2 separate regions of the Mus musculus genome follow, and region 1 is linked to region 2. The links are chromatin loops, found by intact Hi-C in ENCODE. Cell type or tissue: heart. All regions are shown on one strand.

The links. Peaks named below come from ENCODE experiments on the same cell type or tissue, not always from the same donor. Only the 100,000 strongest peaks of a DNase experiment are listed, where the experiment ranks them.
Region 1: a loop joins it to region 2, with 7 times the contacts of the local background. A loop is called at or near these places in 13 of 42 quality-filtered maps.

The regions. Positions count from the first base shown.
Region 1 is chr2:75,882,316-75,884,815 of GRCm38, forward strand. The region is part of intron 11 of Agps (alkylglycerone phosphate synthase); the gene reads left to right. Among named protein-coding and RNA genes, the nearest start is that of Gm34861, 51 kb to the left of the region's middle. In heart, a CTCF peak has its summit at 1,410 (motif pointing right); no DNase peak of the experiment used is centred here.
Region 2 is chr2:75,602,302-75,604,801 of GRCm38, forward strand. The region is part of intron 2 of Gm50595; the gene reads right to left. Among named protein-coding and RNA genes, the nearest start is that of Gm39853, 9.8 kb to the right of the region's middle. In heart, a CTCF peak has its summit at 1,034 (motif pointing left); no DNase peak of the experiment used is centred here; H3K4me3 peaks cover 725 bases; H3K27ac peaks cover 509 bases.

The sequences.
Region 1 (2,500 bases), 280 kb after region 2:
ATACTTGCCTGTTTTTGTAGCTCTTATAAGCAGAGGGAAATATTTACCAAATAATACATACTTCATGCTTAAAAATCAGAAATATTTGTCTTTAAGAAGAAATATCTGGTTTATAATATAGATCCCTAGTTATATATATGCATGTCATTTCCAGGATGACCAGTGAGTACTACCAATAGCTTTAAATATATGATTTCACCTATATTAACTCTGACATAGTTAGAGGAGGAACCTGTCTATATTTAAACTTTGCATTTCTAGAAACTTTCATTCAACACATATCTTTCATCCACCTTGAACTTTTCATTAATCTATCATTGGCCTTGTGTAGGAGCACTGTAATCTTAATGAAATAAGTAATGTGCAAATTCAATAGAGAAGTTCTCAGTTTCTTGGTAATTAATGATACAACATATCTTAACTTCACTGAGTTTAATTTTGCATAGCATTGTCAATGGGCTGAATATTGGAACATTTGTTTCTGATAAACATGGAGACCTTTTATTTTATTTTTTTGCTTTTTTAATTAATTAATTAATTACCATTCTAAATGCTGTCCCCTGCAACCACTCCTACCCTCAGAGGCCCTTTCCCCATTTCCCCTTTTCTCCCCCTGGATATCTTGATAGGCTTATTTAGGAATTTGAGCAAGATGTTTGGCTTACCCTTTGAAGAAACAAACCATTTCAATTCAAAGCTAACTCACTAGCTGTGGCAGCCCAGACAGAGGGCCATTCAGTGAGATTCCCTTTTAATTCATCTTTAAGAACTTAAAGTAGCAGCCGTCTCAGGGGGAATTAGAAGGTGCATTACTACTGAACTTTGGTAAATGCAGTCAAGTCAGAGACATCCCCACTCATGTGCCTGATCTCAGGTGGATGCTTTTCCCTAGCAAGGGGAGTGGGTTAGTGTAAGAAAAACATTTTCCATGAATCTTTTGAGGTATTTCTTAAATAATTGCCTTTTTAAATTTATAAAGTAGTTAGATTGAGATATCTGTTAAGTTAGCACAGAGAGTAATGCTAAATTTTACTTTTCGGGTTAAGGTTCAAGTAAATTCCTAGTTGTAATACTCTTAAAGGAAAGAAATTACTAGAAATTTGTCTTAGTCAAATCTATACTCATGTTTTGAGTTCAGTGTTTTTATTTATTTATTCATCAAGACAAAATGATAGATGGTTTTAAATTAGTGCTCAGCAGTTATTTTTATACCTTTTGGTGTTATTTACTGACTGTATGGCATAGATAGGTGGTGCAAGTCAGATGTACGAGAAATCCTAGTAAGTGCACTTAATTATTTTCTTAACTTTAGTACTCAACTTTTGTTTGCATATTGTTAACATTTTTTGGATTTCTTAAATAGCCCATTAGTTTGTTGAAACATCCCCTCTTAGGTTACTTCTGACACCTACCAGCAGGGGTCACTGTAGTGCCAGGGCTCCTTGCTTGCCTGCCCTATAGTTTCAGTGTTGCTTACTGGATGGTTTGGTGTGACTTTGAACTCTTAACTGTTCTTAGAGAGTTTATAGTCTCTATCCTTGAAAGAGGATTGAGTCTGCTTTCAGCTCAACCTCCCAGTTAGTTTTGAAAGCAGTGGAAATAACCTGATTGGTGCAGGGTTTGATGTCTGCGTATAGGAGCTTCTCTTTGATTAGTTGCTGTGCTAACCTTTTTTTATTTTTATTTTTCTGAGACAGCCCTGGAACTCAATATGCAGACCAAGCAGGCCTCAAACTCATGGAGTTCTTTCTGTATGCCTCTGCCTCCTGAGTGCTGGGATTAAAGGCATGTGCCACCACTACCAGGCTGTGATAACTATCAATTATTTTAAATTCTGTTTATAAGTATATTTAGAATGATATGTAATAACTTACAAATTATCAGTTGCCAAAGTCCAGCATACTAACCTACACACTATTGTTTTTATTTGAATTCTTTGCTCATGAGAATTTACTCAAGATAGCAACTGAAAATGTATTTCTTGACTTTGGAAAAAAAAAATGAGTCCTTGACTTGAATTTGACAATTTCTAAAATTCAGTGTTAAAAGCTTGGTAGTATTTGCTTATGTAATTCAGCCACCAAGTTAAGATCACACAAAGTTTATATGAATATTGGTAGCTGCATGATTTAGCAAGTGCTCTCAACCTTCCTTACCTTTTCCCCCATTTAATTTTTTTTTATTTTGAAAAATTTATACATAGAACCTTGGAATAAATATTGTAGGGATCACCTGCATATTCACTTCATAGGTCTAATGTTTTCTGTTTGTTCCTTATGTACATGATTGTGGACTGTTGGTAATTAAGTTGCAGACACCATAGCACTTGACTCCTAAGTATTTCAGCAGTCATCTCCGAAAAAAATTAATAGGGAATAGCATTGTTTGTAACCACAATTATAGGAAATGATAATCAAGATTATGATTTCTAAGGAATTTTAGCAGTTTATTTCTAAACAATATTTTTATTTGCATATTTACGAAAGTTGCATTCTAATAA
Region 2 (2,500 bases):
GCCTGTCTGTGGACATCAAAATGGTTTACAAAGCAAAGAGTAGTTCAGACATCCTAAATTATCTTAAAGGAGGACAAAGCTACAGATCCATGGACCGGGAGCACAATATAAAAGCCCACCGGGCTTTAAATGTTCTCAACTGGAGCTGGAGAGATGGCTCAACAGTTAAGAGCACTGACCGCTCTTCCAAAGGTCCTGAGTTCAAATCCCAGTAACCACGTGGTGGCTCACAACTATCCATAATGAGATCTGATGCCCTCTTCTGGTGTGTCTGAAGACAGCTACAGTGTACTTACATATAATAAAACAAATCTTTTTTAAAAATGTTCTCAACTTTAAAATCTAAAACTGAAGTCTGACTCAGAAAACAGATTGCAGGACAGCCTCTCCTCACTTTCACCATCCCAAAAATGTCATCAAGTGATCCACTTGAATTTCTCTGTTGAGTGTGGGAGCTGAGGCTGGAGACACAGCCACTAAGAGCAATCACTACTCTCGCAGAGGACCAGGTTCAGTTTCTGACACCCAGGTGGTAGCTCACAAACATCCCTAACTCCAGTTTCAAGGTCCTGACCTCGGACACCAGACATGAACATAATAAAAACACATACATGCAGTCAAACGCTTATAAAATAAAAATCTAAAGAAAAAGAAAATATAAACTCGTTTTAAGCTGTGACTAGAGGTGACAGACAGCTACAAGATCGCATAAGGATTTTAGATGATTGCAATAAAGGCTCTCTTTTGCCTGTAGTACAAGACAAAAGAGAGAGATTCTTGCTGTCAAGTTCTTTCCTGTCACCCATTCACCCCCAACATCCTAGCACACCTCTAGTACTTAAATAAAAATGGACCCTATGTGACTTAAAACTGACGTTTAGTGAATGGTGATTGTCTGTGTTCTGCAATCTTTGTTACACATGTACACAGATTGTAAACATCTATGTTCTAATTGTAAGACCCCAACTATCATAATTATTCCAATCTAGTTTGAGAAACTGCAGGCCGTAAAACAGTATGCGCTCCCCCTGCTGTTCGTCTGAGAAACTTAACTAACATTTCCGGTTCCCCGGGCTGGATGCCCTGATTCCAATGATGGTTCGTAAACAAAGGCTAAAGAAAACAGAAATTAAAATCCCATAGCGTTAATAAAGTAGTGGGCAGACGAGGAAGAGGAGAAAGGAGGTTGCCAATGGCATGTCATGCGGGGAAGCACACTGCGTTCGCGGATGGTCTAGGTTAGCCCAGAATTAGGACGTTTCCCAGGTCGGCTATGGGGACATCGGCCTGGAGCTGTCACCTCTCTTGGCCTGAACCTGGCAGGGCGCACTGAGCAGAGGATTTGGAGAAACCGTAATGACATTGAACAGGAGGCTAGCTTAACATCTTGTCCAAGTGCCATCCCGAGCCTCCTCCGGATGGCTGTGTGGAGCGCTGTAGGCTAATGAGGGGGACCATCTGCAGCGCTTGGCTGGCATCTGCGCCCCCTCATCCTGCACCAATGCCTCCTAAAGGGATGCTCTACGGAGGGCTCCCAGCTCCCAACGCGGGGGGGGGGGGGGGGGAGAGCAGTGCAGCTTCGCAGTCGTGGCATCTGGAAGCCAAGCAAATATTTAACTCTGTTTCTGAATTTTAGTAGGCCTCACTGTCTGCAGACGAGCATGTCAGGGAGAAGGCGCAAGTCTGTTTATTTGTAAGTTTCTCTTTATGTCGTCACATTCAAGGCCTTGAATAAGAATGTTTATTTCTTTTATAAAAATTTTATAGACCATCTCACATGCAAGGATTGGAGCTGAGTGAACCGGTTATTTGCTGGCATCATTGTGTCAAACTCACAGACGGATCTCTAAAGAGGTTTTCTTTTTTAAATCAGAAAATTACTCAGACACATTTGCATCCTTTTAAATGTGTTCATTTGGAATATACAGTTAATTTCTGATCGCACGATTTCGGAAAGAAGAAATAACACTGCAATGATAAATCTTAAAATCTTTATGAGCAAATTTCAGATTATGATAGGATGCTATTTTGTAGCATTTGCTTGGCAGCATATGGGGAACTATATACGGATTATAGTAGGCATCAAAATATTTTAAAGCAACCACTAAACAGTCTTAAAGATATGCCTAATGATAAACTGAGCAGTTAAAATAAGGATGACACACTACAAAACTAATGTCAACTATCCTCCACTTTTATTTCAATTTATAATCTGTCATTAATACAGCCTTGTTAAAATCAATTATCTTTTTCCAAAAATACAATGATACTTCCTTTCAAGTATGATTTGAAACCGATTCAATTATGTAAGATTAGCTTCCATCTTAAGAGGTAAAAGGTGAAGAGAGAGAGAGAGAGAGAGAGAGAGAGAGAGAGCTAGCTATTTAAAAATGTCCTTACACATCAAAGCTTAAAAGATTAAATACCAAAAAGAAGTCACAGCACTTTGCCCACCAGCATTTGGTGAAAATGAGGAATTTTCTATATAAACTATTCAGAT